Linked DNA regions of Homo sapiens: all the other regions are linked to region 1. Evidence: read pairs that join two places in POLR2A ChIA-PET (ENCODE). Cell type or tissue: MCF 10A. All regions are shown on one strand.

Region 1 (4,000 bases):
TGAAATGTCTAACATGGGTCTCACTGAGGTAAAATCAAGGTTTCGGTAGTGTTGTGTTCCTTTCTGGAAGCCCTCGAGGAAAAATCCACATTCGTGCTTTTTCCAGCTTCTAGAAGCCACTCACATTCCCTGGCTCGTGGTCCCTTCCTTCATCTTCAAAGTCAGCATCTTCTAATCTCTCGCTCACTGTGCTTCCATAGCCACATCTCTTTCTCTGACTCTCTTCTTCCTCCTCCTTCCAATTAAAGGACCTTCATGATGACATTGGGTCCACCTGGATACTCCAGGATAGCCTCCCTACTTTAAAGTCAGGTGATTAGCAACTTTAATTCCATCTACAACCTTCATTCCCCTTGTCATGTAACTTAACATATTCACAACTCCAGGGATGAAGATGTGGCCATCTTGCCGGGGCCTTCCTTTTGCCAACCATACAGACCTACCAGTAGATTTCGAAACAGAGTGGCACCTTCCTCTGTCTTGAAGGATGTGCATCTGTCAACTGGGAGGGGCTGTTTCACATGAACGGGATGGCACCTCAAGTTCATCTTAGCTCGTTGCCCAGTTGAGGTGCTGGAGCTTACATGGTGGTGAGTGGTGTATGTTTTTACCACAAATGGATATGACCCACAGGGCACAAGAACCTTTTGTTTTTGTTTGAGACGGAGTCTCGCTCTGTCGCCAGGCTGGAGTGCGGTGGTGCAACCTCGGCTCACTGCAACCTCCGACTCCCTGGTTTAAGCTATTCTCCTGCCTCAGCCTCCCGAGTAGCTGGGATTACAGGCACACACCATCATGCCCAGCTATTTTTTTTTTTGTATTTTTAGTAGAGACGGGGTTTCACCATGTTGGCCAGGATGGTCTCAATCTCCTGACCTCGTGATCTGTCCACCTCGGCCTCCCAAAGTGCTGGGATTATAGGGCACAAGAACCTTGAAGACTGGGCATTTCCATTCTCTCTTCACCGACAGCAGATGGTATACATTTAAACTAGCCTATTTGGGTCTCAGTTATCATACTTGTAAAATGGACACATTAATACGATACGAGGAAACCTGTGATAAGCATGTGAACAAGGAATCTATTTAAGTTTCCATAAAAAATGTGACTCTTAGAAGCACTGCGTTATTTAAAAAACAATATTTTCGCAGAAGGCAGTAACAGTCTATTTCTTTATTCTACAGAGAATCCTCATTAGGGGCTCGTAAGATCTGTTTCTTTAAGAGGAGGAAAGGAAGTGCTGAGTAATTTCTGAGTCTCATGCCCTTTGGTCCCTGAGTATATAATCTATAGCAGTGCTTTCTGTGACACTAAAAATGGGAAGCCTGCTGTCTATATATAGTCACGGGCTCTTCATGATTGGGGCCTAGCTGCAGAAATTTCTAGAGAAAAGGTGATATGCCATGGTGTTGGCAGGTAAGCACCACTTCTGGGTGTGAGGTCCATGTCAGTGAAGGAGTTAGTTAGGCCCTTAAAGGAAAACAGACCTCACATGCCAATAGATACATAACTCCTAGAAATATGGCAGCTGGAATTGGTTTGGATTTAGCCTCTGCCGACTTCAGAGTGTGCAACAGCCAAATAGAACGCACGTCAAGTTTTGCAAACTGTCCAGCACAGCCCGCGCTGTTTCTGTGGTTAAGCGCCATTAATACCACACAGGTGAAGAAAAAAGGGCCGGAATTTGGCTCCAGGAACAAGCGAGGCACCATTTCACCCCCAGCTTCTTTCTGAGGCTCCTGGGTAGCCTCAGGCGGGCAACGGCCCCGCAGAGGAAGCGCGGGCCGCCTGGCCGGTACTTGACCTTCCCAGTCCGTTCTCACGCCACAGCCTTCCCGGCGTTGCCATGCGTAGTGGGAAGGCCGTGGACAAACTAAGAACAGTAACAAGTTGTCATGACTCAGAGACTCCTGGAAGTCTGCAGCGCCTCCAGGAGCAGCGGCCGGGCTGTGCGTCCATCGGTCCGTGCGTCTCTCGCCTGCCGCTCTGCGGCCGCGGGCCCCTCGGTGCGTCTGGGCGCGCCCGGCCCCGCGCATTCCTGGCCGGGGAGGAGAGCGCGGCGGGCGCCCTGCGCGAGCAGCTGGCCGAGCGCTGCCCCGGGTCGGAGAGCCCAGAGCTGGGGGAGGAGCCTGGCCCGGCAGCCGCCGCTCGCCCAGTCATTGGCCTTTTGTGCTGCAACTTTTCCCGAGCCTTTCGGGGAGCCACGCCGGCCCTGCGCCGTTGTCCCGGGAAACTTTGCGTCCCAGGGCCGCACCGGACCGTGGTGACCCCACGCGCCGCGCCGCCACCGGGCTCGGAAAACCCAGCGCCCCCGGGCTCTTTGGCAGTTGCGACTCCGAACGAAGGCGGCTCCGTGCGGGCCATCCCCTATCTCCCCGGGCGGGTAAGTGCCGGGGCCACGGGCGGGCGGCCGGGGTCAGAAGATGGGCGCCCGAAGGACCTTGGCCCCCAGACAAAGGCGTACTGGAAGTGGCCAAAGCTCATTTCGGCTTTCCCCGGCAGGGACTGGCCGAGGGTGGAAAAGTGGCTAACTGCACATTCGGTCCCCTGCTGGCAGAGGAGTGTGGCTGCGGGGAAACCGCGGGCCCCAGAGTGTCTGCCCAGGAGCCTGGTTCCCTTGAGTGGGAGCGCGGGGGTCAAAGCCCGTGGTTCGGGGCGCGCGCCAGTGGCTGGGATTCCCGCTCGCGGTTGGGGTCCCCGCGCGTGGTTGTGGTTGGCGCCCGTGACCAGGCTCCCTGCCAGGGTTGGGGTCCCGCCCTTGGGGGCCTCCGCGCCTTCCCACCGGGCTCTTTCCCAGCTCGTGTGGTCCTACTGGGTCGCGTGGGGGCATCCCCGGCGGGCCACGACGGCGCGTGGACTAGCCATAAAACTCTGCGCTGGATTTCCTCCGAGTTTGGGACTTTTAAATTCTCGAATAGTTACGTCAGCAGGGCCGAGCGCACTTCGGGGATCCGGCGCAACACGTGACCCGCCCGAGCGTCCCCTCCGCGTCCTTGGCTCCCGCCGCAGAGTGCGCCTCTGCCTCGGGGTGTCCTCGAAATCCAGTGTCGGGGCGCTGGGATTTGCTGCCCAGGCTCCGAGCGCCGAATACACCACGCTGTGGCCAGGTGTCCTCTTCAATCCTGGTCTTTTCTTAAAATGGCTTCATCATCATCACTGTTACTGTTGTTGCTATCTTCAGGCTCTGTCAAATGCTGGGACAGGAGAATGTGATAGCGGGTTGAAATACAGCTGAAATAGACATTGTGGAGGGGAAATGGAAGCGGGGCCTAAGGAGGGGCGGCTGGAGAGGATGGGGGGCCCTCGTGTCACAGGACGTGGGACATTGAGGATCCTAGGGCAGTTTCCTGTGCTATGCCAGAGGAAGGTGCGGCTCTGTTACCGGAGAGAACTCTCCCCATTCTTACTTCTCTGATTCCTTATTGAGGCCACATTTTAAAAGCCGTTTCCATGATATCTGGAAATGACTTTTTTTCCGGGACTGTGACGTGAGGCAGTGTTTGGTCTGTGAGATGCACGTGCAGATTAACAGTTGAATCTTAAGCAGTGTTTTTAGGGTTGACAGTTGATGGAACTTAGAGGAAGGGTTTTGTTGAAAATTGCACAGTGAGTTCCCTCCCGGAGCAGCTGGCTTTCCCTTCTCAGGCCAGGCGGGAGGGCCTCCTGAGAATGGGACCAGTTGAGCCAGGCGGGTGAGTGGATTCCCACGGGGCTCTTTCTCACAGGCTCTGCCTGGGACTAATTCTCCGGGAAGGAAATCGGAGCAGCAAATAGGCCAGCAGCCACCCTCCTTGTGCAAATGCCACAGCAACTCAGCTACCCAGAGTCACTAGTCTCTCATCAAAAGTTACATCCCAAGCCTCAGAAGTGTGATCATGGAATATGACCTGCTTGTATTATAGTTATTCATATACCGGTGTTATGGAACTGCCTTATGGAAATCTTCAGGTCAAATGCTGCCGCCTCTGTGGAACCTAGACAGGATTAGCCCCTTGTCTCT
Region 2 (4,000 bases), 140 kb before region 1:
ATCCCTTCTTTATCTCCCATGAGTATCCTGTGCCTGCCTGCCCCACTCCCTTCCCCTTTCATTTATTTATTTATTTTACAAACTGAGACCATCAAATCCATGAATGCCAGCATCTGTTGTTTGCTGAGCAACTCCTAGGGCTCCAATGAGTGAATAATTTTGCTCTAAAATATTGCTTTAAATACTGGAAATAGCTGAGGGGGGAATGATGTGGGGATAAAGAACTGACTAGATGCACAGTAAATATCAAGGGAGTAATTGAGTCAAGTCAAGCAAGACTAACAGTAAGGAGACTGGGAGTCCAGGCTGCGAAGGGAAGACAAAACTTAAGAGGGTAGTAGAGGGATTTAACCAGGTGAAGGAGAAACACCCGGTTCCTGAAGGTTTTGATGAGAGTTAGCAAATGCGGTAGACTAAGATGGGGAATGGTAAGGAGGCTGTGGTCAAAGAAATTGGAGAGCATATATAAAGTGATAAAAGGAGACATTTAAAGAACTAGTCATCCTCAGCAATGACTAAAAATATACGTTCTAGTCCTTTAAGAATATGAGGAACCAGCCGGGGGCGGTGGCTCATGCCTGTAATCCCAGCACTGTGGGAGGCGGAGGCAGGTGGATTACCTGAGGTCAGGAGTTCGAGACCAGCCTGGCCAACATGGCGAAACCCGTCTCTACTAAAAATACAAAAATTAGCTGGGTGTGATGGAGCACACCTGTAATCCCAGCTACTCGGGACGCTGAGGTAGGAGAATTGCTTGAACCTGGGAGGTGGAGGTTGCAGTGAGCCGAGATTGTGCTACTGCACTCCAGCCTGGGCAACAGAGACTCCATCTCAAACCTCAAAAAAAAAAAAAAAAAGGATATATTTGGCTGCATTCTCCCCTATGTTCCCACAGACCCGTCAGAGAGGGCTGGAGGGGACAGTGGTCTGGGTAGTAGTCCTGTGGCTCTATGACCAAGTACCCACATCAGGGAGTACCCCTCTGTCACCAAGCAGACAGACAGCTGCTACCAATACCACTGCCTCTGCTTTCAATTCAAACTAAGGTTATTTTTTAAAGCACCCATGGCCTAGAGTTCAGTGCTCTGGGATCTCTCTCACTCACTCACTCACACACAACACACCCCAGACTGGAGACCAGCAGGTACACTTGCAGGCTTTGCCACCTCCATTGTGTTACACGTGGACCAATAGCAGGGAGCTGAGGAAGGCAAAACAGAATGGGACAGGAAAAGAAACAGGATTTCAGAGGCTAGCTCAGTTCTGTAATTCATCCACTCAACCAATGTATACTAGGGATACGGCAGTAAACACAAGAAAAAGAAACAAGATAACACATGTAACGTTCTCAAACTTGAAGAGGCAACAGAATCAACTGGGGGCTTAACACAGACTGCGGAACCTACCCCCAAATTTTCATGTAAAGCCCTTATTATATGGTAAGTGCATAATAAAAATGGCATTATTGCTATAATGAAACGGTTCCCGAACTGGGAAAGCACTATTACAAATGTGGGAATTGTTTTATGTCAATAATTTGGCGCTTATGTAACACTAATTAAAAGTATCATAAAACACGAAATAACATATAAAATAACAAATTACCTTCATTAAACAGAGTGTTAGCCTCTTCAAGGACCTCTGTTAATTTGTCACCGGCATTCAGTATGTCCTCACGGTTTTCTATTTTTAAAAATACAAACTTTGGGAAATTTGTTCAGCATTCACTAATAAGCAGTTGACAAGGTTATCACCTGCAACAGTAAAGCCAAGCCCCGGCCCCTGCGCTCTGAGTAATTACTTCGAACATCTTTATCTTTTTAACCAAAATGACCCGGAAAAGGAGAAAGGCCACCCTACCCTTTATGCAGCATGAATTTTAAAAGGAAACCCTAGCTCCCTCTAACCTTAACCCAAAGGGCTGGACTCCGGCTGCAGCCTCTGAGTGCTCCATAACTGAGTGGTTCTCAAACTTTGCAAGCAATACACACCATCACCTGGAGGGCCACTCCACAGTTGCGCGGACCCACCCAGAGATTCGAATTCCGCGGGTCCGGGTGGGGTCCGAGAACGTGCATTTGACAGCTCTCGCGTGCCGCTGCAGCTGCAGCTGCCGCTGCGAGGCCGGGAGCCCACGCCGAGGACTGCCGGGCGCAATCAAAGCACGCGGAGTCCGCGTCCTGCCTCTCCCCACTGGCTGGCTGGGCTCGGGCGAGTCCGCGAACGGCTCTGGCCTCCAGCTTTTCCAGCCCGCCACTCGGGGACCCGCGCCAAGGTCGTACGGCTCCAGCCACAAAGTGGGAGCACTTTGTCAACAATTTAAGGTGCGGCGAGGGGCTGGCACCCGGCGCGTCTCTACTAACGCCGCGCCGGGCCTCCGCCCGGCACCTGCCTCCGGTGCCCTCCCCCCGCGCCCGGCGCAGGGCGGGGACAGCGGCCCGTCCGGGCCCGCGCCGCCCGGAGGCGCCGCCTTACGTTGGACGGAGTTGATGAGCGCCCGGTACTGATGGCGGATCTGGCGGCACAGGCCTTGGTCGGCCTCCGCCTCCAAGCTGGCCGGGTCCATCATCTCGTCCCCGGAATCCGACGGCTCTGTGTCCTCCAGGCTCGGGCGCTCTGGGGCCTCTCTGCGCTCCCGCGCAGAGCCGCGGCGGGACCTGGGCGACAAAGGGGACCGCGAGCGGGAGCGGGAGCGGGTGCGATCCCGATGCGGGTCGCGGCCCCGGCCCCGGCCCTCTGGCCCGCGGCCGCTGCTGTCCCCAGACATAGCGCCAATTCACCGTGCAACTTCGGAACGGCGGAAGTTCGCGCCAGAAACTGAAACCCCTGCTCTGCGCCAGCGCCTGCTCCCGGCGGAACGCGGCTCCCGGGCCCGCGCGAGCGCACAGCGACGCCTGTGGCTGGAGGCCGGCGACGGGCCCGGCCGGGTCTCCAAGGCGCCTGGGGGGACCGCTGGGTGCACAAGAGGGGCCTGGCGGGGATCCTTTGTTCCCTTGACAAGAGGTGTAATGAGCTCTTACTCCACACTGCAGGGCTGTGAGAATCTTGGTTTTCTGCCCCTACTTTCCCACCCTCCTGGACCTGCATCTTCCCTAGGTCCCTTTGCCTGCCCAGGACACAGCCGCAGCCTGGCACCCACATGGGCACGCAGTCCATGTGTGTTGAACGAGCTTCCTGCTGTGGAGCAGGATGAGCGCGGGATGTGGAGTCCAGACGCGGTCTGCTGCTCACCTGCGACCTCAGTTTCCCTGTGCCATCATGGCTGGGGTCGGGGGGGTGGGGAACAGGGGTGGGTGGATGAATCAAATATTTATGTGCAGCTGGCAATACCATTTTTTGTGAGGATAGCAGAACAAATTAACAGGTAAACATCCTTCTAAATATCTACAACAGAATGTCACCAGAGCACCAGGGTTTTGTTCTAGGACCCGCTGCCCCCTCACAGAAATCACTGAGAAAACCATTATTACCAAGGAAGAAGGCTTTAGTAGGGTGCTGCACTCAGGGAGTTGGAAGCTCAGTCTCAAATCCATTGCCCTGACCAACTAAAATTAAGGGTTTATACAGTTGCAGGGAAGCAATGTAACAATGTATGGGAAAAGAGGAACTCGGGAGGGGGAAGGAAGCTATGGGGATGCATGAGGGGCTTGGCATCTCATTGTCTGGAATGCGGTGATATGGCGAGTTTCAGTTTTTTGATACTTTTTGAGAGGCTCTGGAGGTCCTTTCCTGAGGAAGGAACTCAGATAAAACAAAGGTAAGTTTCAACCTTAAGACTAGAAATGATAATTTCTAAGTTTATTAAAAAAATAGTAAACAGTCTATGGGATTGTTGGGTTGATTTTAATGACAGTCTATGTTCACATTTGATTTTTTTTTTTTTTTTAAGACCTTGCTCTGCCGAGGCTGGAGTACAGTGGCACTATCTTGGCTCACTGCAACCCCATCTCCTGACCTCAAGTGATCCGCCCACCTCGGCCTCCCTAAGTACTGGGATTAC
Region 3 (4,000 bases), 93 kb before region 1:
TTCCCAATTGGCTCATTCAAGACATTTTGCCTAATAAGATTCTCCTTCTTAGAAAAATTCTTCTGTGGCCAGGCATAGTGGCTTATGCCTGTAATCCCAGCACTTTGGGAGGCTGAGGCAGGCGGATCGCTTGAGCCTAGGAGTTGGAGACCAACCTGGCCAACATGGCAAAACCCGGTCTCTGCTTAAAATACAAAAGTTAGTCTGGCGTGGTGGTGGGTGCCTGTAGTCCCAGCTACTAGGGAGGCTGAGGCAGGAGAATCGCTTGAACCCTAGAGGCAGAGGTTTCAGTGAGCCGAGATCGCGCCACTGCACTTCATCCAGCCTGAGTGACAGAGTGAAACTGTCTCAAAAAAAAAAAAAAAAAAAAGACAAAGAAAAGAAAAAGAAAAAGAAAAATTCTTCTGTGGTTTTTTTGAGGGGGAAGAGGCAAACAGTCTTGTCTCTCATCCCTCCAAACATTTTTTTTAACCTGGTAGTGGAATTCTTTTTTTTTTTTTAATGTAAAAGTAGACCTCATTCGTTTTATTTATTTATTTCTTCTAAAAAAAAAAACAGGATACATGTGCAGAACGTGCAGGTTTGTTACATAGGTATATGTGTGCCATGGTGGTTTGCTGCATCTATTGACCCATCCTCCAACTTCCCGCTTCTCACCCCCATCCCCCAACAGGCCCTGGTGTATGTTGTTCCCCTCTCTGTGTCCATGTGTTCTCAATGTTCAACTGCCACTTATGAGTGAGAACATGCGGTGTTTGGTTTTCTGTTCCTGTGTTAGTTTGCTGAGGATGATGGCTTCCAGCTTCATCCATGTCCCTGCAAAAGACATGAACTCATTCTTTTTTAGGGCTGCAAATTCTTTTTTCAAACAATGTCTTATGCAGAAACCCCATATATGAAACATTTACACTTGTAAAACTTCGGGTGAAATTCACCTTATATAAAATTAAACATTTGAAAGTGAGCAATTCAGTGGCATTTAGTATATCACAATGCTGTGAAACCACCACTTCTATTTAGTTCCAAAACATTTTCATCACCCTAAAAAAAAATCCTGTGCCCATTAAGCCGATATTTCCCCTTCCCCCAGCCCCTGACAACAACCAGTCTGGTTTCTGGCTCTATGAATTTGCTTAACTCTGGCTATTTCCTATCAATGGGATCGTAAAATCTATGACCTTTTGTGCCTGGCTTCTTTCACTTCGGGTGAGGCTTTTGGAGTTCCTCCTCGTTGTAGCATGTCAGTACTTCATTCCTTTTCATGTCTGAAGAATATTCCATTGTATGGAGAGACGGCATTTTGTTTATCCATTCGTCTGTTGAAACATACACACTTCTGCTCTGTTCCAACCAGAAGCGGGGCACTGAGCTCCCCCTCCTCATCTAGCTTCCTCCACCACCTCCAAGGAGCTCCTAAGGGTCCTCTGAGCTTGGTAAGATGCCTGGTCTCCGGGAAGCCTTTGATGAAATAAATGCTCATTTGTTTCCATGGAGTGGTCCTACCTTGTGGCAGGGGTAAGGCGCTTCCATTTGCCTGAAAGGCTCTGCCCTACACAAAAATAGAAACTGGTTGCATGCATGCAAAGGATGGCTGAGTGGTAATAACTGGAGGAACTGCGGACAGCCGGAGGCTGCGGGGCCGGAGGGTCTTTGGGTCGGTACTCTGCCCCACCGGAGGTCCACAGGGCCTCCTCCATCCAGGGTGGGCCGGCAAGTCTGCCTATCAGCGATCTGGGCAAGCCTGCTACTTTTTATGACCTCACTTGCCGAAACTCAAGCCACGCCTGGGTAAGTACATTCTGCACACTCCATAAACAGGTGCCAGACTGCCGCGTCATCACATTTTTGCAAGTTTTTGTTTTTTCTTTTTGTATGTGCGTTTCCACATTATTTACGGCGGAATTTGCCCAGGTGCAAACAGGAAGCCCTGGGAGCAGTTGGCTTATTTTTAGAAAGAAAGGTTTGTTCCCGGCCCGACTGCATAAAGGGCAAGAGAGAAGTGAGAGGTTCCTGGCGCAAGGCTCCTTGCAAAGGACAGTTCTGAGCTGCTAGGTGCGGCCAATCAGATGGCAGGGGCCGCTTTAGTTTGGATAAGCCTTTTCTGAAAGGAGCCCTGCTGATGTAATAACGGGGAAAATCCCTGTGTGAAAGGCCCTGAAACTGACGGGCTGGGAAACGCTGATTCCCTGTGGGCAGGAACGCTTGTCTAATTGCGACGGCCCTGCACGGCTCCTGCCCAGGTATGAAGTGCAGCTGGCTTGCACCAGTGCGAGGGCGGAGACGCGCTGCTTGAGGTGTGTCAGGGCCTCTGCTTAGAACTCGCGCAATTCTGAACGGAGGAGGAGAAAGTCCAGTTGCTGAAGGGCAGAATTTCCATGCGCCCGCAGCTTCCAAGTCCAGACCACCCCCGAATGTAAGTAGGAGGCAGAGATGTGTGCACCTTCGGTTCTGTCTTGGGAAAGCCGGAGAGGGTGGTGGTTGCAGAGTTCCCTAGAAGAGGATTCCAGACGCAGCCAGGCTTCCCTCGGCGGTTTTACAATTTACACCTCACCAGGAGTTTTGCCGGTCTCTTTAGTCTGTTTGTTTAAAAAGCTAGTTCAGATGCCTTGATTTTTAATAAGATTATTGTATTTAATTTGGTTAATGATTGTCACAAATTAATATTACATTCAACCTTATGATTCAACCTGGAAGATACAAGGAAGTTAATAACTGATAAGGCAGTGATTCTTCTAACACTCAATATTTTCTAATGAGGGATCATCTTCCAAATGAACATAAAAAATAAATGGAAGTGATTAATTTTAAATGCATGCAGATTTTTACGTTCTCTGAGCATGTGATTGTGTGTGTGTGTGTGTGTGTGTGTGTCTACAGCAAAAGGCAAGAAAGGATTAAGGTATCATATCCTTTTGATTGAAGGGTTAGGAGTGAAAGAATTGAATGCTGTGGTGACGTCACTCAGTTTTCTTAGTTTGGAGGCATTTTAATTGGGCCTGTTTGAACCACTTCCATTTTATTTTCCAGTGATGGTTCAGTACGCATAGTGCAGGGTGGCTACGCAATCAGTGTTGCTTAAATGAATAAGCAAGTCAATGGGTGAATTTTAAGCTCTCCGAGGAAACGCTATGATGAAAACCATATTTCCATGAAGAAATCTTCAATTAGAAGGCTGGAGTTTGAGGTTTATTTCCAACTTTTGGCCTCCCCAAACTGAGTCTTTGGCAAGCTCCTTACCTTTTCCAGCCTGAGTTCCCCCACTGGGTTAGACTGGTCATCTCTACGGCTCCAGCTCTAAAAGTCTATGATTCTTAAGGATTTTCTGTAATTTAGTTTTTCTAACTAGAAAAAGTGAAGGTAACACCTCTAGGCCTGAATATGTTACAGCGTCTTATGGAATTCAGTTGGATGAGGTCAATAAGTGTACTGGGCTTCTCTGTGAACTGTGTGGGAAGCACCCTAATTAAGATGATCATTAATAGGCCGGGCGCGGTGGCTCATGCCTGTAATCCCAGCACTTTGGGAGGCCAAGGTGGGTGGATTACGAGGTCAGGAGTTCAAGACCAGCCTGGCCAAGATGGTGAAACCCCGTCTCTACTAAAAATACAAAAATTAGCCAGGTGTGGTGGCGGGCGTCTGTAATCCCAGCTACTCAGGAGGCTGAGGCAGAGAATTGCTTGAACCCAGGAGGTGGAAGTTGCAGTGAGTCGAGATCGTGCCACTGCACTCTAGCCTGGGCGACAGAGTGAGACTCCATCTCGAAAAAAAAAAGGCGGGGGGGAAGAAAGATCATTAATAAACCATGTCACTAAGTGAGCTCATGAAATGATTCTAGTTGACCTGGCAGTATGCTGCCTTACATGATCTCGTCTGGTCCCAATCTCCCATTTTCCTTAGCAAGAAAGCCATTCTGCCTTGATAAAAAGTGTGTGCAGAAGTGAAACTGATTTGATGAAACAAGTGTTTAGAGTAAAAAAATAAAAACCATATGTTGTTGGAG
Region 4 (4,000 bases), 120 kb before region 1:
AAAATTAGCCAGGCGTGGCAGTGGGCACCTGTAGTCCCAGCTACTCCAGAGGCTGAGGCAGGAGAATTGCTAGAACCTGGGAGGCAGAGGTTGCAGTGAGCCAAGATCGTGCCACTGCACTCCAGCCTGGGCAACAGAGTGAGACTGTCTCTAAAAAAAAAAAAAAAGAAAGAAAAAATAGCTGAATCGAGACTTAGCATCCAGCCTTCAGAACCCTCATTCAAAACTCTCTGGGAAGCTAGGCATGGTAGCTCACACCTGTAATCCCAGCACTTTGGGAGGCCAAGGCGGAAGGATCCCTTGAGCCAAGAGTTCAAGAACAGACTGGGCAATGTTGCAAGACCCCTGCCTCAACAACAAACAAACAAAACAAAACTCTCTGGGAGGTCCTTTGGTATTACAGCATTTTAGTTATTATAAAACTCAGTCTTCTTAAGGAAGACAACTCAACTAACTTTTAAATGTGTGAAAAAAAGGAGTTGTAGTCACTTGAATTTGCACTCTGAATACTAGAATAATTTTGAAAATTAAATATTTCCGATGAAAATTAGATTACCTTTTAAATTTTCTCTGAAAAATTATACATTCACATGAGATAAAATCCCTAGACTAGAAAAGAAATATGAGAGGGAAGTCTTCCTCTTTCCCTGCTCCCGAGTCCACCCACTGTCACTAGTTTCTTATGTGAGTTTCCAGAAAGAATTATTTATATATTATAATGTAGCACATTGTATGGTTAGGTTTAGATCATTGCCTTTATAATGTAGTATTTACACATAAATGTATATCCTCCTTTCGGGGCTTTTGTTTGTTTGTTTTTTGTTTTTTGTTTGTTTGTTTTGGAGACAGGTTCTCAATTTGTCACCCAGGCTACAGTGCAGTGGCACCATCACAGCTCACCGCAACCTCAACCGCCCTGGCTCAAGCGATACTCCCACCTCAGTATCCCAAGTATGTGGGACTACAGGCGTGCGCCACCATGCCTGCCTAATTTTTTTGTTGTACTTTTAGTAGACTCTACAAGGTCCCTCTGTGTTGCCCAGGCTGTTCTCAAACTCCTGAGCTCAAGTGATTTGCCCTCTTTGGCCTCCCCAAGTGCTGAGATTATATAGACGTAAGCCACCACACCCAGCCCCTTTCTTTTTTCTTTACATAAACAATAGTATATCATACACACTGTTCTGTATCTTAATATTTTTCACTTGATGTATCTTGGAGAGTTTTCAGTGACGGTATATAAAGAGCTCCTCACCCTTTCTCCAGCCGCTTCGTTTCCCATTGTATGATTGCATCTTTAATTCCCTGGCTACTGATGAAACTGTAGGTGACATGCTGTTTAGAACTCGCCTAACTAACTGCTCATTCTCCCTTTCTAAAGGAGGCATATTGACATGTTTGAAAAGGACTGCTTGATACTGTCAGCTGAGGCTGGTGATGACCTGTCCCTATTTACTAGAAGCACTGCTAATTTTATGCCTTGTTTTTTTCTTCTTTTATGGTTGCTTTGTTTTGAAAAGTGGCTTGTCCCAGCCAAAATATAAGTCAAGTAAATCAAATTGCAGCCCAAGGTAGTTGACACTGGCTTCGGATCCCAAATAAATGTGTAGTGAGAAGCACAGAGAGCTGGAGGCTGGCGGCACCTGCAGGCTCCCTGCTCCTTATTACCCTCTCCCTCTGGGCTGCAGAGCCTTCTGGAAAGCCGCTGCCTGGCCTGGGTCAGATTGCTTACACGCCACTGCCTCCCAGGCCGGCGTTCCCAACCTTAAGCCAATGCACATTTATAGAACAATTCCATGTGATCCTGGGGAAGACAGACTGCGGGTGGAGGGCAGTGCTGAAAAGGAGCCTCTGGAAGAGAGGGCCTTCTCCCGCTTCTCTCCTCCTCCTCTCCACGCTGGGGGGATCCTGGGTGAGTGAGTCTCAGACTGAGGGCTTCTTCCTTTGAGCAACCTGTGGCTTTAAACCGGTTTGACTACTGAGATTAGAGGGATAAAAGCATTGCTTGTTTGCTTTCCTTATAAAGTGAAATTAAAGGCATATCTGTGCCTCTCCACTCCTTGTTTTTTAAGCCAAATGAACTGTACTTTTTCTAATACGTCACTGGTTACTTTTGATAGACTATGGCCCCATTAATCTAGACCTCGATCTCTTCATTTGTGAAATAAGGAGTTGCGCTGGATGATTACTGGAATTTCTTCTGGCCTCTGTTGTGATTCTGCCCATCACAAATTTTAGTTTCAAATGTTTGTGATTCTGCAGAATGATGACTTCAGAGAGAACCCCTAAGGCCCTGAGGGTTTGTAGGACTTTGTGGGAGAAAGTCATTTGAAAGCTCGTATTGTGTTGACCTTGACATGTTTGCACAGGTATTTCTCTAGACTCTCACAAGTGCCTTTCCAGGCCTGTTTCTGATGTTGTGCCTGCCAACTTGAGCCGCCGTGTGATCTTGGCAAACGCTGTGTTTCTGAGTTTGACTTGGTGTCAGTTATAACTGAATCATCAGGTTAAAGCCAAAGTTAGGCAGAATTCTAAGCCTCATGAGAGAATCCTACAGTTCAGTTAAACACAGAAGTGTGTGTGTATGTACTGTTTCATACCCTGTTCCATAAAACAGAAACGCCCCGACCAAAAGCCTTTATCCCACTGACACCACTTATAATCTATTGTGTAATATCTGCGTATGTGTGTATACAGGGGGCAAAACTCCTCCCAGTTCTAGTGGCATGGTGAGTGTATTAGTCTGTTTTGCATTGCTGTAAAGGAACACCTGAGACTGAGTAGTTTATAAAGAAAAGAGATAGTTGGCTCATGGTTCTGAAGGCTGTACAGGCTTGGCACTAGCACCCACTTGGCGTCTGCTGCCGTCTCAGGAAGCTTTCACTCATGGTGGAAGGCCAAGAGGGAACAGGCATGTCACATGGCAAGAGACAGAGCAAGAGAGATGCCAGGATCTTTTCTTTTTTTTTGTTTTGAGACAGAGTCTCGTTCTGTCGCCAGGCTGGAGTGCAGTGGCGCAATCTTGGCTCACTGCAACTTCCGCCCCCTGGGTTCAAGCGATTCTCCTGCCTCAGTCTCCTGAGTAGCTGAGACTACAGGTGCGTGCCACCATGCCCAGCTAAGTTTTGTATTTTTAGTAAAGATGGGGTTTCACCCTGCTGGCCAGGCTGGTCTCAAACTCCTGACCTCGTGATCTGCCCGCCTTGGACTCCCAAAGTGTTGGGATTACAGGCATGAGCCACTGCACCTGGCTGCCGGGCCCTTTTCATTTATATTTTTTATTTGAGATAGGATCTTGCTCTGTTGCCCAAGCTGGAGTGCAGTGGTCCAGTGTAGCCTTGACTTCCTGGGCTCAAGCACTCCTCCCACCTCAGCCCCCCGAGTAGCTGGGACCACAGGCACGCACCACCACACCTGGCTAATTTTCTTATTTTTTGTAGAGAGACCGGGTCTTGCTGTGTTGCTCAGGCTGTGTTGCTCAGGCTGAGCTCAAGCGATCATCCTGCCTCGACCTCCCACAGTGCTGGGATTACAGAAGAGAACTGCCTCACCTAGCCTCCAGCCCCTTTTAAACAACCAGCTGTCATGTGAACTAATAGAGTGAGAAGCCACTGCTTACTACAAGGAAGGCACCAAACCATTCCTGAGGGATCCGCCCCCATGACCTCCCACCAGGCCCCACTTCCAATGCTGGGGATCACATTTCAAAATGAGATTTAGAGGAGACAAACCTCCAAACTCTATCAGTGAGAGAGAAGAGGAATGAAACAGAGGGAAAAATACAAGATTCATTTCTTCATTTCATTCAGCAAACACTTATTAAGTGATGCTAAGCAGGCAGTCACCATGAGGTGTAGAATGACCACAGTGGTCCCAGGCCACATGACTGAGAGAACGAGGTCCTCTAAATCTGATGAGCAAGGCAAGAGAGGGATTGGCTTGAGGGAAAGATGTTAAGTGGACATTTCAAGAGGCTGAATCATCTAAGCAGAGACATTGATGG
Region 5 (4,000 bases), 61 kb before region 1:
GGATCCCAAGTGGTTGGGTCCAGATTTCTAAGCGTTCATGGTTTTCTTCTTCCGGTTAGTTTTTTTCCCTAGGTTTCCAGCTGAATTCTGGTATGTGAAGCCATCGGTGGTGGCGGGAGGAAAATGTGTTTTCATCTCAGGAGTGCCACAAACAAATTGGACACTTTCAAGTCTTAGTTTAAATGCTCCACTTCTCCTAGGGAGCAAGTGACCCCAAAGTGTGGTAGGTGTCCCCAGTTTTGGTTTTTCTACTAAAGCATTCAGTTGGAACTGCTTGTTTGACTTTGTTTCTTCCCCACTGGATGAGAGCAGCAGCCACCTTTGCTTCGCTGCCATATATCCTCAAGGCCTAGCTCAGTGCCGCACATAGTAGGTGTTTCGTTGGACGGCAGAGCAAGTGAACAACCTTACCTTGAATGCTGTGGTGGGTGCCCTGTTGATAAATGTTTTTGTGTTTTCAGAGACTCCTATCTGATTTCCTTTCCAATTTCTTTTTCTCCTGGCTCAGAGGACTTTATCAGCTCAGACTCCAAGGTCCGCGCAGCCACCCGGGAACAGTCAGAATATAAAAAGGAAGCAGCAGGACACGCCCGGAAGCCCTGACCACAGAGACGCGTCCAGGTAGGAGGCCAGCTCTGGAGGACTGATGCAGCCCAAGGACTGCCCCGCTCATTGCCTGCTCCAGCATTAGCTTTGCCCCATTTGCTTTGGAAACTGGACCCTTAGACACATGGTATCGTCCTCAGTGGTGAGATGTTCCAAGCAGTGGTTCACAGACCTCTCTGTGACTGGCTAGGCCTGCATGATTGAAAAATTCATCCTGATTGCCTGCCCAAAGATGAAATTAGTAATTATAGACTTCCATTCCAGCCACACTCCAGAGTATCTTCATTGTCAGAACTTAAAATGGAAAACATCAAGGGTTCCCAGGGGTTTATCAGTGTCTAATCCGTGGCTAAGTGGAGTCTGTAACTCAGTGTGGTGGCCATTGCGGGCACTGGACCATGAAACAGAGGACTGAGAACACAATTACCAAAGCCACCCAAGCCCTTTGTCCCAGGGAGGCTGGTGGATGAATCCCAGAAACCAACTGTGGCAGTGGGATGTGGCCAGTGCGGGGGTGGCCCATCAGTCACTTCCTTTTTTTTGAGATGGAGTCTCATCCAGGCTGGAGTGCAGTGGCACGGTCTCGGCTCATTGCAACCTCTACCTCGTGGGTTCAAGCGATTCTCCTGCTTCAGCTTTCCGAATAGCTGGGATTACAGGAGCCCGCCACCATGCCCAGCCATTTTTTGTATTTTTAGTAGAGACGGGATTTCACCATATTGGCCAGGCTGGTCTCTAACTCCTGACCTCAGGTGATCCACCCGCCTCAGCTTCCCAAAGTGCTGGATTATAGGTGTGAGCCACCATGCCTGGCTGGTCACTGGCTCTTGTTATGAGCCACAGCCAGGCCCTAGGGCTCCCTGCCGGGGCTCTCTCCTGGGCCTCTCCCCATGTTGGCCCCACACTCATAGTTTTAGGGGATACAAGCAGTAGTCCAGCAGACTCGAGCACCTGGTGTCCAGCATGGACACAGGCCAGGCACGCTGGGGGCACTTAATAACTGCTCGTGGGTTCAACTCGCAAACAGGCCATGGATTTGGTCAGAAAAACCCTGCAAAATTGGAGCCCAGCTCTCAGGAGTGTATCATGACAGGCCTTAAGGGAAGCAAATGAGCAGGAACTCTGTGGAACAAAAATGCAAAATGGAATGATAGGCCCCTGTCATAGACAATGCAACTTTGACTCACATGCTACTTCATAGCTTTGCAAAACCTTGAGACTCAAAGTGACTTTTTTTTTTTTTTTTTTTTTTTTTTTGCTTTGGGTAAGTCAGAGCAACCCCTGGTGGCAGGAATTTTCATGCCTGGGGCATGGAAGTGGGTGGCTTGGGCTATGTGGCTTTCCAGAGGAAGTACTTGGGGCATCTTGGCAGGAGCTTTGGATTTCTTTAGGGAAATGGCAATCAGATGGGGCAGAGTGTTTTTTGCTGAGGGAATCAGAATGATCCCTCAAACAGCACCTTTGATCTCTATTCTCTGCTAAAGATGGTGCTTCCTCTACTTCCCCAGACCCCCGTGTCTGTTCCATTTCCATGAATTTTTCATCAGGGTCACAGGACAAAGGTTTTAGTCTTTGGTTCTAATGAGACCTCTGACTTGGCTCTGGATGACTATGAAACTAGTGAATGCATTTGTCTTTTCTGGAATCCCACACAAGGGAAGCCACTGTGGCTGCTGAGGCCCAGGGTCCAGCTCTTCTCTTTCCCTCTTGGTGAGGTCCTGGGATCTCCTGAGGCCTGGGAATTGCTCGAGGCCTGTGTCACAGCTGGACTGAAGAGTAGCAGCAGCTCAAATGTCTTTTGTTGCTTGTTCCCCAGCTTTAGTCAATTATTATTTTTCCCTTGAAGAATTGCCTCTCGTTGGCATGCAAATTGAGCATAAAAGAGGTGCCCGTAATCCCAGCACTTTGGGAGGCCGAGGTGGGTGGATCACGAGGTCAGGAGATCCAGACCACCCTGGCCAACATGGTGAAGCCCCGTCTCTACTAAAAATACAAAAATTAGCCAGGCGTGGTGGCGTGTGCCTGTAGTCCCAGCTACCCAGGAGGCTGAGGCAGGAGAATCGCTTGAACTCAGGAGGTGGAGGTTGCAGTGAGCCGAGATCGTACCACTGCGCTCCAGCCTGGGCGACAGAGTGAGACTACGCCTCAAAAAAAAAAAAAAAACAAACAGGTGCCTTCCAAGAACACACTCAAAAAAGCAGCTTCCTGTTCACAATTAAAAACATGATTCTCCTCTATAAATGTGTGTGTGTCTATAGTGCAGGGCCCTGTACTAACTCAGAAACCATCTATCGAGAAGGAACAGGCCCTCCTACTCTGCAAGGGCTGACAGTGAGTCCATCGCTCCTGACGGAGCAGGGCTCCTGTGTGCGGTTTCAGTGAGTCACCTGTCCTTGGCGTCACCAACAAGGATAAAGAGCATTTATCATTCATTTTGCATATGGGTTCCAGACACTATGCCAAATGCTCTGTGTGTGCAATAGATCATTGCATTTTTTTTAAAACCTATTCGGTTCTGATCCTGAGTCCTTACCTGCCAGGCTGGTGGGTATGCCAAGTGTATTAGTCCGTTTTCACACTGCTGATAAAGATATACCCAAGACTGGGCAATTTACAAAGAAAAGAGGCTTAATGAAGAACTTACAGTTCCACGTGGCTGGGGAAGCCTCACAATCACGGTGGAAGGCAAGGAGGAGCAAGTCACATCTTATGTGGATAGCAGCAGGTAAAGAGAAGAGAGCTTGTGCAGGGAAACTCCCGTTTTTAAAACCATCAGATCTCGTGAGACCCACTCCCTATCATGAGAACAGCTTGGGAAAGACCAGCCCCCATGATTCAGTCACCCCCCCAGGTCCCTCCCGCAACACGTGGGAATTCAAGATGAGATTTGGGTGGGGACACAGCCAAACCATTATCACCCAGGGCAGCCATCCTTGGGACTTCTCTCTCCAGAGCCTGGTGCATTGAGACCATCATCCATTCCCTCCCCAACCCCAGCACCTTCCCTGTGATGCCAGTGACCACACTGCCCCTCAGGCTGAGGGACTGTGCTGCTTCTCCACAACCGTAGGCAGGAGGAAATCTTTGGCGAGGCTTTGGGAGCCCATGACCGCTTCCTCGAGCACCCTCCCTGCTCATTCCCCTCTGAACCAGAGGACACGGTCTGGAAGTAGAGAGGGACTCTCAGAGGTTCCCCACTGTTCAGGGCCCTTTCTCTCCACTCTCAGGCGCATTGGCCTTGAGGCATCTGTCCCTTGGCCTCATTGGACAACCAGCATTTTCTCTTCAAAGGATGTAAGTTTTTACAAAAGGTGGGAAGACGCATTGACCTGCAACTCTTTCTGTTTTCTACTTGGAAAAATCCAGAGGCAAAAAACACAGAAGGGCCTGCAGT
Region 6 (4,000 bases), 50 kb before region 1:
ACCCTGCAGGTGGAGGTTGCAGTGAGCGAAGATCATGTCACTGCACTCCAGCCTGGGCAACAGAGACTCCATCTCAAAAAAAAAAAAAAAAAAAGGGGGGGGGGCCAGGCACGGTGGCTCACACCTGTAATCCCAGCACTCTGGGAGGCCGAGGCGGGCAGATCACGAGGTCAGGAAATCGAGACCATCCTGGCTAACACGGTGAAACCCCATCTCTACTAAAAATGCAAAAAAAATTAGCCGGGCGTGGTGGCAGGTGCCTGTAGTCCCAGCTGCTTGGGAGGCTGAGGCAGCAGAATGGCGTGAACCCGGGAGGCGGAGCTTGCAGTGAGCCGAGATGGCGCCACTGCACTCCGTCTCAAAAAAAAAAAAAAAAAAAAAGGAGGGAGAAAAGAATCGAGGAAGATTCCTGAAGCTTTGGCTTGAGTGACTGGGCAGGTGGGACCATATGCTGAGATGTGAAAAGCACTAAGGTCAGGTGTGTCTGCCGAGTTCCACGGCCACAGACCTGGGCTCCAGGAGGAAATCCTACGGGTGCCAGGTGAAGCTGTCAGGACAAAGTGCCGACTATCACAGACCCGGGCTTGTGCTGGGGGAATCCCAGGAAGGCCTGGCATCTTTGAGAGAAAAGCAGAGTTCTCCTTTCTGCTTCAGGGACAGCTCATTTCCTGCTCCATGCCCAGCTCCTTAGCACCCCAGCCTTTTTAGGGGGTCGGTGTCTTAGTCCATTTAATCAACACGGGCCCACTACACACTACAGGTCAAGCTCTGGGCTGGACCAGAGGCACGAAGATGAGCAAGATGTCCAGTCCAGTCTAGAGAAACGCATGCAAATGAATAATTCTAGAACAAGCTAAATGCCCTAGGTGGGGTCTCTGGGAGCACAGGGGCGGGGAGAGAGGGGCTGGCTCTGCTGGGGAGAACCAGGAGAGGTCTCCAGGGGAGGTTTCTTGGGGCTAGGTCTTCAAAACTGAGTAGAAGTAGAGGGTTATGGGGAAAAGACAGTCCCAGGCAGAGAACAGCTGTCCCTATCGTAGATCCACAGGAAACAGAATTTTAGAAGGACTAGACACATAAACTTTAGGACATGTCAGAGCGGCTTTTTTTTTTTTTTTTTTTTTTTTTGAGACGGAGTCTCGCTCTGTCACCCAGGCTGGAGTGCAGTGGCACCATCTCCGCTCACTGCAAGCTCCGCCTCCCTGGGTTCACTCCATTCTCTGCCTCAGCCTCCTGAGTAGCTGGGACTACAGGTGCCCGCCACCACGCCTGGCTAATTTTTTGTATTTTTTAGTAGAGACGGGGTTTTACTGTGTTAGCCAGGATGGTCTCAATCTCCTGACCTTGTGATCTGCCCGCCTCGGCCTCCCAAAGTGCTGGGATTACAGGCGTGAGCCACCACGCCTGGAGTTTCACTCTTGTTGCCCAGTCTGGAGTACAATGACGCCATCTTGGCTAACCACAACCTCCACCTCCCGGGTTCAAGTGATTCTGCCTCGGCCTCCGGAGTAGCTGGGATTACAGGCATGCGCCACCACGTCCGGCTAATTTTGAATTTTTTTTTTTTTTTTAGTAGAGACAGGGTTTCTCCATATTGGTCAGGCTGGTCTCGAACTCCCGACCTTAGGTGATCCACCTGCCTCGGCCTCCCAAAGTGCTGGGATTACAAGCATGAGCTACTGTGCCAGGCCCAGAGCTTCTTTACATCTGGGAGATAGGAGGTGTAGCATAATATTAAGCTCAACCTCTTGGCTTTTTCAGAAGACAAACTCCTAGTTAGAACAAAAACATCTTTGGTGTGGATAGCAGCAACTATGGGGAAGGGTTTAGAAAGATGGTTTGAAAAAATGAACTAAATGGGCTTTAAATGGAAGGCCAGGATGTTTCTTACTCCTCCGTTTCACTGTCATTTGTGGAATCGGTCTGCTGCAGGCTGGGCATTGGGCCTAGGGCTACACACATCACCTCACCCGGCAGCTCTGTGTGGATGGCTGTAGATGACCCAAGGGGGCCTTATGAGGAAATCAGGGCTCAGAGAGGTTAAGGAACTTGTTCTAGGTCACACAGACAGAATGTGGCAGGGCGGGGACTAGAACCGAGGCTGGTTTGATCCACCTGAAACCCAGACTCGTAACTGACTCTCACAGGTGTCTGAAGTGTTTGTGTTCTGGTCTCCATATTAGAAAGTGAACCTTGGTCAATCCTTAACATTTAGTTTTCCTATAAACAGGGTCAGTTCTTAGCAGAAAAAAGAAAAATCAGAAAGATCTAAGCTGTGTTTTGCACATCGGCCCGGGCCAGCTCTTACAGACAGAGCCCTGTATTTCCCAGGCGGCCTGCTCTGTTCCTTCCAAACTTGGGAGGACTCTAAGATCAATTCCCAGGCTCCTGCCCAGCCAGGGTGTGTCGGGCAGAGCGCAGAGCAGCCTCCGCCCCTCCTTGTCCTGCTTCTGACTCATTATTTATCTTTGGCAGGAAGTAAACACAGAAAGGAGAGTGGGAGGGAGAGGAGGAGTGAGCTCCTGACTTTTGACGCTGGCTGAAAAGGAAGATCATGTGCTGAATTAGGTGTGTGTCTGTTTTCTGCTCCTCTGGTTTCAACAGAGCATTTGAGGCTTTAAACAACAGGGGAAGAGGAGTATTTTTCCATTAGGAGATAATACCCATTTATTGTAGCAACTTGGAACATAGCGAAGAGTGCAGAGTGGAGAGGAAAAAATCACCAATGCTCCTACCATATGCAGACAATGGCTTTCAAAATATTAGTGTTTTCCTCACACTCTTCTTTTTTCTAGTTCTTTTCTTTATTGATTGTGAGATAGCTATATTTTGTTAGGTGGTATATTAAGTGTGCATATATATTATAAAAACATATTCAAATTATATATTATACATATATATTATATAATACACACACACACACACACACACACACCCTTAAAGAAATGTGTGTGTGTGGTCAGGCGTGGTGGCTCACTCTTGTAACCCCAGCACTTTGGGAGGCCGAGGCAGGTGGATCACTTGAGGTCAGGAGTTTGAGACCAGCCTGGCCAACATGGTGAAACCCCGTCTCTACTAAAAATACAAAAATTAGCCGGGCGCGGTGGTGTATGCCTGTGGTCCCAGCTACTTGGGAGGCTGAGGCAGAAGAATCGCTTGAACCCAGGAGGCAGAGGTTGGAGTGAGCCAAGATCATGCCACTGCACTCCAGCTTGGGTGACAGAGCGAGACTCTGTCTCAAACAACAACAAAAAGTGTGTGTGTGTGTATATAATTTTTATATATGTATATGCACTTTAAAAATAATTAATAGGCTATTTTCAGAACAGTTTTAGGTTACCGAAAAATCGTGTAGCTATTACAAAAGAGTTCCCATGCACACTTCCCTCCTCCATACAGTTTCCCCTATTATTAACACCTCACATTAATGTGGTATATTTGTTTCAACTAATGGGCCAATATTGATACATTATTATTAACTAAAGTCTATACAGTAAGTTCTCCCTCAGTGTCATTAATATGTTCTTAGAAACTGCAATTTTAAGTGAAATGATGTATAATGAGACCAGTCTTTTTGTCATCATTTTACTGAAACTACATTGAACAAAACCACATTATTGGAGAGCCTACTCTATAACTATTTGCTCAAAGTTGCAGTTTCCAAGAACCACTGGACAACATTGAGGACTTACTATCGTTTACATTAAAGTTCAGTTTGTGTTGTACATTCTGATGAATTTGACAAATGCATAAGGTCATGTATCCGTCATTATGATATTAGTTTCACTGCCTTAAAAACCCCTTAGGCTCCACCCATTCCCCTCCCTCCATCCTCCCACATTCTTGGGAATCACTCTCTTTTTAGTGTCTCTATAGTTTTGTTCTAATTCCTTTTTTATTGGTATCAGATACATACTGTGAGTTGTCTGAATTTGAGAGCTTGATGAATGCTTATAGTCCTGTATAGATCTAGGTCATTTTCATCATACCAGATTGTTCTCTC

What was found. ChIA-PET counts read pairs that join two places held together with the same protein. Peaks named below come from ENCODE experiments on the same cell type or tissue, not always from the same donor. Only the 100,000 strongest peaks of a DNase experiment are listed, where the experiment ranks them.
Region 2: POLR2A ChIA-PET joins it to region 1 with 21 read pairs; 8 of 35 experiments call an interaction of 5 or more read pairs at or near these places.
Region 3: POLR2A ChIA-PET joins it to region 1 with 15 read pairs; 5 of 35 experiments call an interaction of 5 or more read pairs at or near these places.
Region 4: POLR2A ChIA-PET joins it to region 1 with 11 read pairs; 4 of 35 experiments call an interaction of 5 or more read pairs at or near these places.
Region 5: POLR2A ChIA-PET joins it to region 1 with 24 read pairs; 15 of 35 experiments call an interaction of 5 or more read pairs at or near these places.
Region 6: POLR2A ChIA-PET joins it to region 1 with 53 read pairs; 14 of 35 experiments call an interaction of 5 or more read pairs at or near these places.

Annotation. Positions count from the first base shown.
Region 1 is chr10:122,110,851-122,114,850 of GRCh38, forward strand. The region is part of intron 5 of TACC2 (transforming acidic coiled-coil containing protein 2); the gene reads left to right. Among named protein-coding and RNA genes, the nearest start is that of TACC2, 120 kb to the left of the region's middle. In MCF 10A, CTCF peaks have their summits at 1,961 and 2,548; DNase peaks (open chromatin) are centred at 1,921, 2,521 and 2,961.
Region 2 is chr10:121,972,399-121,976,398 of GRCh38, forward strand. NSMCE4A (NSE4A component of SMC5/6 complex) reads right to left here and starts at 2,819. Exons shown (of 11, transcript NM_017615.3): 1 at 2,476-2,819; 2 at 1,606-1,683. The coding sequence starts at 2,767. LOC124902517 (a long non-coding RNA gene) reads left to right here and starts at 2,469. Exons shown (of 2, transcript XR_007062322.1): 1 at 2,469-3,757; 2 at 3,890-4,000. RefSeq lists a silencer at 2,221-3,020 and an enhancer at 2,458-3,253. In MCF 10A, a CTCF peak has its summit at 2,871; DNase peaks (open chromatin) are centred at 2,423 and 2,863.
Region 3 is chr10:122,017,469-122,021,468 of GRCh38, forward strand. All of the region lies in intron 1 of TACC2 (transforming acidic coiled-coil containing protein 2), which reads left to right. Among named protein-coding and RNA genes, the nearest start is that of TACC2, 30 kb to the left of the region's middle. RefSeq lists enhancers at 1,206-2,405, 1,979-2,808. In MCF 10A, no CTCF peak of the experiment used is centred here; a DNase peak (open chromatin) is centred at 2,163.
Region 4 is chr10:121,992,802-121,996,801 of GRCh38, forward strand. The region is part of intron 1 of TACC2 (transforming acidic coiled-coil containing protein 2); the gene reads left to right. Among named protein-coding and RNA genes, the nearest start is that of TACC2, 5.6 kb to the left of the region's middle. In MCF 10A, no CTCF peak of the experiment used is centred here; a DNase peak (open chromatin) is centred at 2,410.
Region 5 is chr10:122,049,930-122,053,929 of GRCh38, forward strand. TACC2 (transforming acidic coiled-coil containing protein 2) reads left to right here. Exons shown (of 23, transcript NM_206862.4): 3 at 509-621. Among named protein-coding and RNA genes, the nearest start is that of TACC2, 63 kb to the left of the region's middle. In MCF 10A, a CTCF peak has its summit at 1,922 (motif pointing left); DNase peaks (open chromatin) are centred at 1,912 and 2,982.
Region 6 is chr10:122,060,926-122,064,925 of GRCh38, forward strand. All of the region lies in intron 3 of TACC2 (transforming acidic coiled-coil containing protein 2), which reads left to right. Among named protein-coding and RNA genes, the nearest start is that of TACC2, 74 kb to the left of the region's middle. RefSeq lists enhancers at 2,309-2,603, 2,329-2,623. In MCF 10A, no CTCF peak of the experiment used is centred here; a DNase peak (open chromatin) is centred at 2,456.